Linked DNA regions of Homo sapiens: region 2 is linked to region 1. Evidence: chromatin loops called from intact Hi-C (ENCODE). Cell type or tissue: PC-3. All regions are shown on one strand. Links, peaks and the distances in the headings refer to the core of each region. The heading gives the core; the rest is flanking DNA.

Region 1 (7,922 bases), core at 3,204-5,703:
CATTAACCCGCCTGTTCCTTGGTATTGCTCTAGACTGGTCGTCATTTCTTCAGGACACATGTGCTGCTTTCCATCCAGGTGAACTGGAGACAGCAGAACAATTGTTCCTGGATAAGATGTCCCATAATACTATTCTTGTGAGTTTGAAAGTTTCCTTAAATGGCAAGTGCCATTAGCAGGGAAGTTTAATGCTGTTACTGGCAACTGAGGCTGGAAGGGTGGATCTAGCAGGCAGCAGAGCAGAGAACTGGCATGGTGCCTCTAGTCTGTTGGTTGTGCCAACAATCTCCAAACTCTATGCCACGTGCCTAGGGGTGTTCAACAAACCCATAATCTTGCAAATCTCAGCACTGGAACCTATCACTGGGCAACTTTTTAAAGTTATATCAAATAAGTTTGAGAGGAGGTAAAAGGAGTGATTGAATTAAATTAGAGGAAAAGAGAAATAACTGCCTGGGAGTATTCATAAAACTATTGTTATTACTTTTTAGGCCTTTGCAATTATACTTCAAAGTCAGGGAGCATCTTCAAAATTTCTCTATTTTCTTTTAGTCATTAATGATATCCTCTATTTGTTATTCTTTTACAGTACAGCATTTTTCAAAGTGAATGAATAGGAATTTTTATGAAGCAGATAAGCAGAGCAGTAAAGCAAAGAAGTCGGTGCAATTTCTAGATAGGAGAGTCTCTTGCTACTTTAATTACAATATTTGCAGTTAAATTGTTTTGATTATTAGTCTACTGCAATATACAGTATAATTTACATTTTGCTTCATTTTGAGAGCTTAAACAAAGCATGTTTTAAATGATAGCAAAAATCACATTTGAACATTTTTACCTTTAGAAATTCACATTTTAGTTTTCTACTGATTAAATGGGTTCTCAAAAAAACAGTGTATCTGAGTATAAAAGGGAGTATCTGGAATACAATTACTTAAAATATTCCACTTTGCATTTATAATACATTTCAGAATGTGGAATGAATATTTTACGCAGAATCCATTTTTGACTTGAAGATGGTTTTATATTTAAAAGTCTCTACTCAAATGTGTTCTCAAAAAGAATTCATTCAGCTATCCCTTGTTTTCATGTTGAAGCTATTGAGAGTATTCAATGATATTCTAAGAGTAATTTTTTTTCCGGTCGTAGAAAAAAATTATTGGGGCTTTTATGTTAATGCGGTATATTTAGCTGACCTTTGATTCTCTGCATGGTCAAGTAAACAGCAACATTTTTAGGTTTTTATCAGAAAACGAAAGCATGCCACTTCTCTGCAGACTCTAAGGTATGACATTCAGATTGAAATACCATTTATTGAATTCCAAGATTATGCTACTAACTCTCCTTACATTGTCTTTGTTTTCACAGAAAATAGGTGAATGTGTGAGTAACACAGATAAAGACAGAAATGGCTTGATAATGTTTTAGGTGACATCTGTCTCCTCGTGTGGCCCATCCTGGGCCCTGCTCTTTAGTCCCATCTCCTTGTGCTCTGCAGCTGGGGATCCCGCTCTCTGAGTTCATTCTCTCCATGCTCTGTTGGTGGGAAGGTTTGTGATCCCTGCCCAGGGTAACTGAGCCGAAACCTGTCCTCTGTTGAGCAAAAGACTGAAAGCTCTAACATTTTCTGTGAACACCACAAGAAGCCTCCTGCCAACACCTGACTGTAGCAGCCAAAAGGCGTTGCTGTTTAGCCATATCATATTCTATATAGCATGAGCTACAAATATACACAAACAAGTTTAACTTATAAATTCACAGAAAGCTGGGTCCAGAAGAAGGCTTTGAGCTCATTTAGTGCAGTGAGTTTCAGACTTTCCCCATGGTATGGGGGTTGGGGAAGGGGACAGGAAGGAAGGCTCAGCCCCTCTCAACAAGAACAGGTCAGCGTTTGTTTTATATATTGTGGTTCTGAGTAGGATTTCTTTAGGGAAAAAGCATTCTGCCATTGTTTGCCACTAAAATATTTGAGAACCTCTGGTCCTCTCTTTTTACAGATGAGGAAATAGAACCCCAGACAGATGTTGTGTCTTTATTCAATGTTGCTTGCAAATACAGAGATTTTCCCAAGGCTTAAATTTCTGGCTTAGTATGTAATAAATGTGTTACCCTTTTCTCGAAACTTCTTGGCTGGAAAGACATGAGCAGAGAATCTGTGTGGCCTGTCTCTGTGCCGTGGTTTCACTCTTGCAAGCATACCACCTCAGCGTGTGTCAACGTGTGTGTGTGTTACACTCATGCTTGCTTGCATGAGGCTGTGTGAGCCCACAAAGGCAACAAGCCTGTAGAATTTGGGGATCAAGTGGACCACCTCAGTAGCTGAGGGGCCAGTGCTCGGAATACTTCCCTGAGTTTTCCATGATATGGCAGCTGCTTCTTGCTGTAGGAAGCAGATCATAAATACAATCTCAAACTCCTTGGCTCCTATCACCACCAACATGGTTCTGAAACTGGTGTTGATTGGAGAACTGTGGATGGCTTGGGAGCAGCCACTAGTTTAATGAGAGTATTCTGTCCTGAGTGTTGTATGCAAGCATGTCAGATAGGGGGAAAGGGCAACAAGACACTACCACTACTTTGCTGCCAGTGCAGCCAAGGATCCCATACCCATGGCTGCAATCTGATCAGAAATTGCTGATTTCCAACTTTGTTTCTGAAGATCATAAAATGGGCATCTAATTTCCCTCTTGTGTACTGCAGTCTGTTCAGTTTGGTCCAGCAAACATTTCTGCAAGCCTCCTGTGTGCCAGGCACAGGCTATAAACCACATGTGAAGAGAACACTCCTCTGAGTTAACATAGGCCGTGATGTTCATATTTCTTCCTAAAAGATTATTTTAAAACAGTTTTTACATTGTTGGTGGGAATGCAAAATGGTGCAGCTGCTATGGAAAACAGTATGGAGGTTCCTAATAAAATTAAAGATAAAACTACCATATAATTCAGCAGTCCCATTTTGGGGTGTTTATTCAAAAGAATCGAAAGCAGCATCTTGAAGAGAGATTAGCACTTCTATGTTCATTGCTGTACTATTCACAGTAATGATAATGTGTTCATCAACAAATAAATGCGTAAAGAAATGTGGCCTATGCATACAATGGAACACTATCCAGCCTTAAAGAAGAAAATTCTTTAATAGTGGACATCATGAATGAGCTGTGAGGACATTATGCTGAGTGAAATAAGCCAACAGAAGGACAAATAGTGCATGATGATTCCACTTATAGGAGGCATCTAATCATAGTCAAAGTTTTAAAGTGAGGAGCTGGGGAAGCCCATCTAAGGGGCTAGCCATTTCTGGTCAGTTGTTAGCATGTAAAATCGTGGTGTTATTGTTGCCATATCTTCTGATTCAAATCAAGAAATCCAGATTTTAAAAAATGTTTCATATCTCATTTTGTAAATGTTGGCAATGAAGTAAAAAAAAAAAAATTGCAGAGCCCACATCTGTGAGCTGCATCTAGTTCACAGAAAGCCCGGTTTTCCACCAATGCTTTACAGTAACCTTTGAAAGTGACTGCAGCATTTGTGGTTGATTGTCCTGCTATGTGAAACATATTGTCTCTGAGTCCATGATGCTGGAAGGATTGAGCTGCACATATGGTTTTGTAGACATATTATGAGCAGCCAGTGAATATTAATCATTAGCAGCAGTTTTATCACCACCATTATGCAAGTTTGGGAAAGGTACCACAGAGCAGTTAGTAGCAAACCTGCAACAGTAATCATGGGACTACTTTGGAAAGTGATGATCTAGAATTAAATTTCACTCACACGCTTAAAAGCAATTATAAGTAGTAAGAGAGATATATGATTATACCATGGTCAAAAGTCCAGGATATTTTAAAATAGTTTTTAAGTTCCTATAGATTGAAGAATCAAGGAACTTGCACTCCATGAAGCCCTAGTACAGTTTGATTATAAAAATATATATTTTGGCTACTCAGTTTTATAGAAAGAGTAATGTTTATTTGCTCAATTGGTTACGGCTGCTGCAGCTATTGCTTCTCTATTATACACAATCATAAGCACTTGCTTTCTAGGTTTTATAATTGTATAATAGAGACAAAGTTTAACAGGCTATTTCCTGAAAATAAAAAAAAATATTTTTATGAAAATGAATTGAGATGATACTTTAACAAATACCCTTAAGATTAAAATTCACAACTTCAAAGCTGCCTTTATGCAAAGTCGAATCAGTATTTAGAGCCAGGAGAAATCTTAGAGATCATCTAATTTAGTCTTTCTGATGGGTAAATCAAAGCACAGAGAGGTTAAGTGATCAATCCAGTGCCACACAGCTATACAGCACTAGAATTCAAGCCTCTAGCATTGAGTGTACAAACTCATGACATTTACAGATTTAACACTATGGTCTCAATTACATGCCAATGATCTAAAATCCATGAACGGTAGTACTTATAATTTTTCTGAAACAGGGATTTGAATGCACGTATAGCGATGCTGATACACTGAGATGAGTCACTTCCCTGGTGAATGAACCCAGCTGACCACTTGGTATTTAGTCTCAACCCAGCTGTCTTGTTTTCTGCTCCAAAGAGGTCATTTAAATTGTTTGATTATATTTTATTGCCTGGCTTATGTAGCAGGCTCGCAATAAAATGTTTCTTAAAGCAATGAATAAAAGACTGCATTTTATAAAGAGTTATTTGCTGCAGAGGCATTTGAAAATATGAGCATTCAAAATTTCTCATGATGTCAGTCTTCATGAATGTTAACGGTCAGCTGTAGTTTCTATTAATAGAAAGGTCCTCGGGTACAGAGGTAGAGTCCCCAGTGGTTTCTCCAAAGGGAATTTGAGCCAGACCCATTATTTTGTGGGGCTAAAAGGTAAGACTAAAACAGAGACTTAAAATTGTTGAATCAAATTCTTTCAGTTCTAAAACTAGTCCCTGAGATTAGGTTAGGGACTTTTGAAAACTCCAGCCCTTTCCAGTCTTCTGTGTCCTGTTCAATAAATTATTGCTTTAGGGATAAAAAATTTCATGCCTAGATGCTGTATGGTGTAATATGATCAGGATTCCCCTTCTAAATGTATGTATTTGACTTGGGCAAGGCACGTAGCCTCTCTAATTATTGGTTTCCTCATCGGTAAAATTGACAATGATGCCTGCTGCTAGAAAGGTTCTTGGAAGTTCACAGGAGCCCCCTGGGAAGTCTGGGTTGGGCACTCTCCAGGGTTCCTTCCCATCAGCCTCTCCTTCCTTCACGCACAACATTGCAGTTGTCTCTTGTTTGTGTGTGACATTTCACATCAAGCTGTTAGCTCTGGGAGGGGTGGGAGAATGTCTTGCTCTCTTTTCTGTGCAGCTCCGTAAATATTTATTGAATGAATAAAATGCACAATGCGAATGTAAGCAACTGTTGTAATTTCATCTAGGAAGTCTGCTTCCTAATTTGATGGTATTAGTACTTCCTCGACTCTGGGCATGCTCTGACTTCCTGTATTTAGTTTTCTGACCCCCCAAAAAGGCAGATGGAGAATCCTTACAACCCACATAGAGGGGATTTTGGCACATGATTTCACTGTGCCAAAATGTTTATTGGATTGGCATTTTCTGAGCAGGGATTGGGGTTAGCCTACCGTTGACGAAATCTGTTCTTTTTTGTACTTTTCTAATGGAATACTCCAATCCAGTCTCTCACTCAGGGTTAAATAACAAACCTATAGAATAAACATTAAATAATATAGCCATGGGAAGGGCCAGCACAATCTATGGCTCATAGTGAGTTTCACGAATGCTGGTTTTACTGCCCCCCTTGCAAACCTTCCAAACCCAGTTTAGTATTTCTGCTACTGATGATTTTCCTATCTGACTTTGCTGAAGATATTTATGACTCGAGCAGGCTTCTCTCCATAGTAGTCATAAATGAGATTCACCTTGGCCTCACCTTTCTAAATTTTGTGTTGGCTTTAGTCCACCCAATGGTGGATTGAAAGCCAAAGGTGACTCAGGGCAATGTTGGATCTAAAGATTGATTTTTGCAAGTTCCCTGGACGGGGTCCTCACAGTGGGTGGGGCTGACAGCCTTTTGTATGTGTCTCCCTTTCCTGATAGAGTGTGGGAATGTGTTATCTGGCTCCTGGCAAAGCCCGCTTGCTTGTCTCTCTTGCCACGTGATAGCCTCTTCCTGGGCTCCACAAAGACCACACACTCCCTTCCTGCTCAAAAACTTGCCCCTGTTAGCCAAACCAATGTACTCAGCTCAATGGAGAAAGTAGGGGAGGTTGTCTCGTGTGTGTGTGTGTGTGTGTGTGTGTGTGTGTGTGTGTGTGTGTGTACACAGTATACATCAACGAGAGGGCTGTCATTGGATTTTGTATTGGGTCCCATTTTAACTTGTTGCATTATGTCACTGCCCCTACACTGTAACAAGGATCATTGTTTTGAAGACTGGCTTCTCAGGGCTTTTGTTAAGCTAAAAATAATAAAGATTATAAGAAATTATTGAAGTAGAATTGGGAAAGTCCACGACTCTGAGACTGCTTTTAATGCAATAAAGCATTCACTTGCTATAATATTTTATTGTTTTGTTCTCCCCAAAGCACAATTTACAATGGTTTTGTTAAAGGGTTTCAAGTCATTTTGGTAAGTGATCTTTTGTTTTTGTGTCTTGTAATTACCCAGATCAGTTTTTCCTTGACTTCAACTCATCTTAAAAATTTTCAAAGGCTGTGCCAGGATGGCTTAGTGGGCACCAGGTTTCTTGCTAAAAAGCCAGAAAACCACTATATATTTGTTCTGGGGAATTGTAAAACATTAAAAGGTGTAAGGGAGTGTTCTTCTGGGGCCCTAAACCAGTTGCATGCTCTCTCCTAAGCCTAAACCCAAGGCTATCTTTGGCACTGGAATGAAAAAGCATCATGCCAGAGAAAATTATGCTGAAGTCTTTCTTGGGGACTTGACACAACCAGGCTGACACTTCATGAGGAAAGCCTTGTGATTCTGGAGACTTTGCCTGGGGCTGTTTACACAGCCTTCTTTTAAAGACACAGGCCCTTCTAGGGGAAATGCTCAGTGTCCTTGGAACTCCTCAAACCTTTTCACTGTAAGCAAGTTGCAGGCTTTCTTATGGGCATGGAGTCAAGTAAATACACACTTTAAAATGAATTTCTGATGTCCACTCATGAATGTTTCATGTCTGCAAGACATAACATTTTTTTGGAGAGCAGAGGTCTGGTGTAACCACATTTTCGAGGTTGCTTCATTGTTGTAAAACTTGATCTGCAATCCTGTGACACGTGTCCCCAGGGGGAAAAAAACAATGAACACCCATTGTTCCATCAATCATGGATAATCAAGTCCAGTTGCACAACGAGTGCATTGTGCAGAAGAGGAAGCAGTAGCCTAGACAGTGTACCTGTCTTGCTTAGGATCCCCCAGAGCTTTGATCTCTCCCCTCTATTGTCTTCTCTAGCTGTTCCCCACCTCCTGCAAGCCCAGCCCTGTCTTCGTCTCTAGGACTAAACCGCACCTTAGAGACATTAAGGAGCTCCACCCCAGACCCTGAGGCTCAGAGTCAAGTCACTGTTTCTGCTGGGTTGGCTTTGAGTCTGCCTTAGACTTTGCACCCCAGCTATGAAAACTGACCTTCTGAGACTCTGCCCTTGTTTCTCATCCAGTCCCTGTATTTGTGTTCCATCTTGTTCCCATGTGCCTGACTCCTCACCAAGGTCACCCAGGGCCATACTTTCTCCACAAGGGGTCCTTTCCTGATCCTGCTAGTTTCCTTTCTAGTGCCTGGAGCCTTTTACTGGGCACAGGCAGGTGACACAAGCTCTGATTTAAAATAACGATGATAACGATAAAGACAGTAGTTAACATTTATGAAGTGCTTACTATGTGCTGGGCACTGCACTTTGCATATGTCATCCTATTTAATCTTCACAGATATGCTATA
Region 2 (7,922 bases), core at 3,155-5,654, 150 kb before region 1:
TGGGGCAGAGCAGCAGGCGGATTATGCGCAGGGAGAAAAAAGTTCACCAACCGCGGTCCAGAGTCGCAAGTGCGGCTCGCTCGGAGCCTCTGCCCCGCCCCCGATTATAAGCCTTTTTTTTTTTTTTTTTTTAACCAACAATCCCGATGGACTGAAACACAGGAAGAGTGAAGGGACGGGGTGGGGGGTGGGGGAGAGACAAACCCAATTTCCTCTGATCAAACGATTTGGGTAGGGGTGCCTATTTGAGTTCCTTCTCCTTCGGGGGGTGTGTGAAGGGGGCAGTTAATTAAACACTTAGATTCCTTCCGGCGCGCCTTGCCGAGCTGGGGACCCGTTTGGACTCGATCCTGTCTCGTGTAATCCCACAGGCTGGTCTGAGTCTCTGCCCCGGAACCGGAGGAGTGATCTTTCAGAGCAAGAAGCCAAAGTTCAGCCTCTAGTCCGTTCCCTTCCCCGCCTCGACGGCCCTGGTCGTCTCCATGAAAACTCAGTGTGGGGGATCGTGCCCGCGAAAACCTCAGCCCACCGCAATGTCCAGAGCCTGACCCAAGTGAACGTGGCGCACTTAAAAGCGGGTTCAAAGCATTGATCCGAACACGGTGACAATTTTTCACTGGCCAAACTACTCTCCACATTTTCAGTCTGCTCAATTCCCAGAGCTGGGCTCTCAGGCGCACTCACCCACGTTGAACTGGGGCTCAGCCTGTTTGAAAGTTCTGCCCTGACATTTGTGTCACACTAAACCTTAGAACCCCCCACCCTCTCCAGTTCCGGATCGGTGGAGTCTCACCGTGTGGGTACTATTTCCCTGGACTGCAGAGGGCAGACACAGGCGGCAGCTGTTAACCCGAACTTGACAGGTGCCTCTGCAAAGCCAGGGCTTCCTTGACCTCTCCATCCTCTCCACAACGCTCTAGGATACTGTATCATCTTCCAGGAAGATGAGGATGTGTGTGGGGGGAGTGTGGAGGGAGGTGTTGACTGATGCAATTTTTATCCTTTTAAGAAAAATCAAAACTGCCAGTCTCAGAATTTCTCAGAACATCAAGTCTTTTCGATTTTCGTTGGGAATAAAGCAAAGGAATACTCAGCAAAAATGGAGCCGATGAAAAGAGAATGCAAGGAAATAAAGGCAAATGGAGGAGGAAACTGTCTAAATCCAGGAAAATGTATGGCTTCAGCACTGTGCTCTATAATTCTGACTCAGATCTCCCCACGCTGTAGATACTTTCTCCTGTCTAGATGCCCAGGCAGAGTTCCTGAGCTCAGATCACTCAGGAAACAAGGCTGTTGCTTTTGAAATAATTCCACTTGCTAGCGTTGTTTTTTTTTTTTTTTTTTTTTTTTTTTTTTTTTGAGACGGAGTTTCGCTCTTGTCACACAGGCTGGAGTGCAGTGGCGCGATCTCCGCTCACTGCAACCTCCGCCCCGCCCCCGTGTTGAAGCGATTCTCCTTCCTCAACCTCCCGAGTAGCTGGGATTACAGGCACCTGCCACCGCGCCCAGGTAATTTTTGTATTTTTAGTAGAGACAGTTTCCCCATGTTGGCCAGGCTGGTCTCGAACTCCTGACCTCAGGTGACGAGAATCTGGGAAAGAACAAACCAGGTTTTCTTGCCCCTCAGCATTTTATTGGAATTGGCCTTTGAAGTTGTGTCTGTTTATCTTGCTGGGGTTACAAATGCTTCTATTAAGCTATCAACTTTTAGGTTCTATCTAACCTCCAGAACTGCCAAAGAAAATTTCACTACCTCCATAGGTGAAATAAATCTTATTGCTGTACAGTGACTTCACAAAGGTTTTGTTTGTTGAGCATCTATTATGTGGAGCAGACACCCTGAGCACTGTGGATGATACATGGTCATTCCCTCTGGAGGATTACTGCCTCTTTGGACTGTGTGCTGGGCAGCATCTTTTGGATCCATTGCAAAGGTGAATACTTGGCCTTCAACCAGGACTCATAAAATTACTCCGGCCAGTGCATGTGATGGTCTGAGGTCACAACAGTCTGATTTCAAATTTCAGCCCCACCGCTTACCAAATGTAGCCTGGGGTAATGTAGTTAACCTCTCTCAGGCTTAGTTTCTCATTGGTAAGTGAGGGTAATAATATTCAGCTCAGGGAACTGTTGGGAAGATTGAATGCTGCAGAAATCACTGGAACGTTTGTATTTCATTTTATAAGGCATCTTCTCACAAGCACCCTTCTCTATAGCAGCCTCCATGCAAAATCCCACAAGTAGAAAAGAACTGTTTTTTATTTAATCTGAAAAAGCATTCTTCATTGTGAACTCTTGAATTGCTCCTGGGTCTCTTTTTCTTTTTTCTGAGTCTGTTTTATTAATGGTGTTATTTTCTTTGTCTTTACAAAGCAACATGATGTCATACCTTTTGTAAGAAATCAATTCACTTAGAGAATGTCTACTTTTCTTTTTTGAGACACCCTTGATCTGTCACCCAGTCTGGAGTGCAGTGGTGATCACAGCTCACTTCAGCCTCAAACTCCTGGGCTCAAGTGATCCTCCCGCCACAGCCTCCCGAGTAGCTGAGACTACAGGCATGCACTACCGTACGTGGCTAAGTAACTTCTTTTTATTTTATTTATTTATTTGAGATGGAGTCTTGCTCTTCGCCCAGGCTGGCGTGAAATGGCACGATCTTGGCTCACTGCAAACTCTGACCCCAGGGTTCATGCAATTCTCCTGCCTCAGCTGCCCGAGTAGCTGGGACTACAGGTGCATGCCATCACACCCAGCTAATTTTTGTATTTTTAGTACAGACGGGGTTTCGCCATGTTGGCCAGGCTGGTCTTGAACTCCTGACCTCAAGTGATCCACCTGCCTTGGCCTCCCAAAGTGCTAGGATTACAGGCATGAGCCACTGAGCCTGGCTGCAACTTCTTTTTAAAAATAACATTTTTGTGTGTTGAATTGTGTCCTCCAAAACTTCATGTTGAAGTCCTTAACTGCAGTACCTCAGAATGCAACCTTATTTGGAGATAAGGTCTTTGCAGAGTTAATCAAGTTAACATGAGGTCACTAAGTTCAGTCCTAATCCAATATGATTTTTATCCTTATAAAAAGGGGAAACTTGGGCAGGCATAGTGACTCATGCCTATACTCCCAGCACTTTGGGAGGCTGAGGTGGGAGAGTCACTTAAGCCCAGGAGTTTGAGATGAGCCTGGGCAACAGGCAACACAGGGAGATCTTGTCTCTCCAAAAAAAAAAAAAAGGAAAAAAAAGAAAGAAATCGCCAGGTGTGGTGGCATGGGCATGCACCTATGTTCCCAGCTACTGGAAGGCTGAGGCAGGACAATCACTTGAGCCCAGGACATCGAGGCTGTGGTGAGCCATTATGGTGTCCCTGCACTCTAGCCTGGGCAATACAGCGAGACCGTGTCTCAAAAAGAGGTGGGGAGCAGAATTTGGAGACAGACATGCACACAGGGAGAATACCACATAGAGGTGAAGGCGGAGATCAGGGTGATGCTTCTGCAAGCCAAGGAACATCATTGATTGCCAGCAAATTACCAGAAGCCAGGAGAGAGGCACGGAACAGATTCTTCCTCACAGCTCTCAGAAGGAACCAACCCTGCCCACACCTTGATCTCAGACTTTCCACCTGCACAACTGTAAGACAATAAATTTCAGTTGTTTCAGCCACCCAGTTTGTGGTACTTTATTATGGTAGCCCCAGCAAACTAGTACAATACCCAACCATGTCATGCTCTGAATGTGTCGTGGCTCACTAAAGAGGATTTTCATATTTAGATGAAGAATTCGTGACAGTGTGGGCCACAAGCTTGAGAATTAAGCAACAATCAGACAGTGTTGGCAGTCTTTGTTTGATTCCCAGGTCTGTTTGATTCCTAGGATTTGCTTGGCGTCTGCTCCCTGTGTCTCTTGTTCATCCACATCTGGGACTCCTTTCTTTGACTTGCAGACCCAGCCCCAACCAGTGTTTGCAGGGTGAATCAGTGTTGACCCTATAATGATCTGCAAGGGCCTGGCTGTCAGGCGTGCTCCCGGGCTGCAAATCCTACTTATGCTCTTCAGGGCTTTCAGGATAGAGTGCACACTCCTTGGATTAGTTCTAAAGGTCTTTTATATTTGCACTATGCCTATCTCTCTGGCTTATTTTTTTTTTACTACTCTCCACCCTTGTTTGCTCTAACCATATTAAGCTATTTACAGTTCTTCAAAAGCATCAGGCTGTTTTATGACTCTGTGCTTTGAAAATACCTAGAATGTTACCCACTGAAAATTGCCCTCTTTATTAGCTAACTCCTGCTTATCCTTTACCATTCGACTCAAACATCACCTTCTTGGTAGTCCATTGATGTGCATTATTTATTGTTTTGTCTGCCAAGCTTGTTTCTCCTTCTTTGTAATGCCCCCAATTTCCCTTGAGGAACCATCATCTCCCACTGTCAGTGCACATGGATTAGTTGGAGACTCATCCCTGGTTTTGGTGTTAGGATCAGGTGACCCAGACCTGGAAAATTAGAGCACTGGATCCCCTGACCAAAAGATTAGTTCAGGGATGGGCATGTGACCCAGGTCAAGTATTGGGATTTGTGCATGAGCTTTTAGTGATGCCATAACAACAACTTCAACAAGTATTTATTGATCACTTATATACCAGCCACTGCCTTGCTGGGAATTCAACAGTAAACCAAATATCCAAAGTCTCTATCTATCCTTATGGATTTTTTATTCATAGACAGGAGATATTCTCTTGTTCTTCTGTCTTTTAAACATACATCTTGGAATGCAAAGGTCTAGATTCCAGAAACTATTTTGTCACCACAGGAAGCCTGAGCATTGAGCAAGCATGAAGGAGGATAGAAGGGAGAGATGGTGAGAGAACAGGATCTGATGGCATGATTTGAGCTCCTGGATCAAACTCTACCTGAAAATGAACTACCACTAAACTTTTCAGTTAATTTAATATTTTGTTGTCATTTAAGCCAGTTTGGGGTTTAAGTGACTTACAAATTAAGGAGTACCGTTTGGTACACCCTTCCACCATTTAGAGGCTACTTTTCTCTGTTGAACCTTATACTCCTCTATCATTTTGTTTATTCGATTAGTTATTCCTTTATTCCGGAAAAGATTTATGTCCACTTACTGTTATGTACCCATAACACATAGCAAGTTAGCATAACTTGAAAGTAGATATGAAAGATGAGAAAAATAAATGAGACAAGTTCATAAAATTCATCCCATAAAGAGTGAGACACGATTTAGTTTTCAGATTTCTAGCAGCCAATGTGACGATGGTTATATAATTCCTACACAATGGAAAAGGTATCTAAATTAAAACAATCCTGTTCTTAGGAGAAGTATGACTATTAGTAAATTGAAGAGCAGAAAGAATCACCCACACCCCAGGTCCACGTGAAGAAGGCTCTAGAGAAATGATGAATAACATCCTCACAGAGCACTCACAATGTGTTTCTTGGGGATGTTTCTCAGAGCACCCATGAATTCAATGAAATTTATTTTTTAGAAGAGCAATTTAATTACTTCATTTTGTCCGGTCATGGTGGCTCACGCCTGTGATTCCAGCACTTTGGGAGGCTGAGAAGGGTGGATCACCTGAGGTCAGGAGTTCGAGACCAGCCTGGCCAACATGGTGAAACCCCGCCTCTACTAAAAATACAAAAATTAGCCAGGCATGGTGGTGAGTGTCTGTAATCCCAGCTACTTGGGAGGCTGAGGAAAGAGAAATGCTTGAGCCTGTGATGTGGAGGTTGCAGTGAGCTGAGACTGCACCACTGCACTCCAGCCTGGGAGACAGAGAGAGATGCCATCTCAACAACAACAACAACAACAACAAAAATCACTTCATTTTGTAACAGGCACTTAACAGAATATATGACAATTACAATAAAGTGAGTAGTCCGAAGTATTCTGGTATTGCATAGTTGGAGGGAATGGAGGTAGAGTGAGGGAAGACTTCTTGGAAGAAGAGGCATCTAGAAGATGAACTAACTGAGGGTAAGATGTGTGCATGTAGGTGTGTGTGCTCACGTGTCTAAGCATTTTGGGCAGAGGGAACATCATGTGTAAAGGTGAGGAGGTAAATGCAAATAGGCTGAATCTAAGGACATGAAATATGTCCAGACTGGCTGCAGCATGGGGCACAAAAGGAGAGCAGTGAGGTGGAGGCTTGGAGGAACCTGCAGAGGAGGGCAGAGGCTGAGGCATGTAGGAGCTTAAAAGCAGGGACAAGTTTTGTGGGAGAAGATAAGGAGTTCTGTTTTGGATTATCAGAGAAAGTAATCTGCAAAACTGGCTAAAAGAAGAAGCCAGAGAGATAGGAAGGAGATAGTGAGAAAGTGTTGAATGAATACCAAAGACGAGGGCATTTCAGGAAGAGAGCAGTACCTACCCTCAGCTAAGTTTTAAGCTCCCCAGAGCAAACTGTGCTTCATGCAGCCCTAGAGTCCCACCACTAAGAGGTTTAAAGGAGGCCCTCGAAGGGTCTGATGGGTGGGCTTTGGGGATCCCAGGAGGATTCAGCAGTTTATAATAGTTCTGTAAAGCAGACCAAGCTGATCTGCACTTCCTTCAGGCAATCCTCCACAAATATGCTTTCACCAGGCTTTTGGGAGTATGGCCAGCAGCGATTTTGAGATTATAATCCTTGGGCAATACTCAACTATTCCGTGTTGTTCATTAAAAAATGAATTATATATTTTCACAGTCAACTGAGCTGAATTGATAATTTCATAAAAAGCTGAGTTTACTTAGTACATATGCAAGAATTGAAGGCCATTTCCCCTCTGCTCAAAGATGAGCGGAAGGAGGACATTGGGTCAGAGTTCATTCCTTTGTCACAGCAATCTTTATCATCTTTAATTTGCTGCCTTTTCCATTAGTTTGTTCCTTGAGGGCAGAATGCTGCCTAATTCAATGTTGCGACTCCAGTGCCTGGCACAGTAACTAGAACAGAGTAGGTGCTCAGTATCCACTGAAAGATAAATAGATACTGGGACCTTAATGGAGAGCTGGTGGGGAGAAGGGAGTGAGGTGGGGGCAGGTAGGGCTGGCCAGCCCATACCCTAAGGTGATCCAGCCAAGCCTAGTGTGGTTCACAGTGTGAAGGAGATCGGGGCCATATATTTGGGCAGTAGAGTCAGCACTAGGACGGGGAGGCGGTGAACTAGGTGAAGCAGCAATTAGGGGAGTCTAACCTCCCAGGAAGAGGAAATGTCAGGTTGTTATGGTTCAACCAATGGAGCTAAGGTTCAAGTGTGGACCACAGTGCCAGTGGCCAAATTAGGAAGCAATGTGGAATCCAATGGTGTTTACATGTGATGGAGGCACAGCTGTGGCTTGAAGGAGCTCCACAGCACATACCCAACTTCTGGAAACAAGATTAATTTCAGACCTCTACCAGAAAAATGGAAGGGCTGAGACTGGAAAATAGATTGGTGGTTGGTTTATTTTGGTTCTCTGACTCTGGCTTTCTTGTTTATACTTCAAACCCACAATATGAAATATGATTTCACATACCTGTGAGTTTGAGAAAGAGAGAGGAAAAGGAGAAATAAATGTCCTTTTTGCTCAAAGCTACTAATCTAATTTTATTTCAGATCTTCTTGGTGCAATGTAGAGACACTCAAGACTAATTTATTTACTTCAGGAGCTTACAAAAACAAGATTGAGTGACATGCTGGCTTCTAATGTTCTTTTGGGAAATATCTTGGGTTAAATGGTGCTTTCATTTTCTATTTTTTCATATAAAAAGAACTCTGGGACTTGTAGTTGAGTGACTGAAGGAGGACTAAAATCAATCCTCTACCTCTGAAAGTTGAGATCTTAGATTTTACTATATATTCTCTCATTCCTATAAAAAGTAGCAGCTCCTGCTGCAGAATGTTGCTTATTCTGCTACTTTTGACCCCAGGCC

The links. Hi-C counts contacts between places; a loop is a spot of excess contacts. Peaks named below come from ENCODE experiments on the same cell type or tissue, not always from the same donor. Only the 100,000 strongest peaks of a DNase experiment are listed, where the experiment ranks them.
Region 2: it touches region 1 in a loop (8-fold over the local background); 19 of 110 quality-filtered maps call a loop at or near these places.

Annotation. Positions count from the first base shown.
Region 1 is chr12:42,737,682-42,745,603 of GRCh38, forward strand. No RefSeq gene overlaps it. Among named protein-coding and RNA genes, the nearest start is that of LINC02450, 49 kb to the left of the region's middle. In PC-3, for the core only: no CTCF peak of the experiment used is centred there; a DNase peak (open chromatin) is centred at 4,510; H3K4me3 peaks cover 567 bases; H3K27ac peaks cover 721 bases.
Region 2 is chr12:42,589,977-42,597,898 of GRCh38, forward strand. No RefSeq gene overlaps it. Among named protein-coding and RNA genes, the nearest start is that of PRICKLE1, 4.2 kb to the left of the region's middle. RefSeq lists a silencer at 1-23 and an enhancer at 493-1,050. In PC-3, for the core only: no CTCF peak of the experiment used is centred there; no DNase peak of the experiment used is centred there.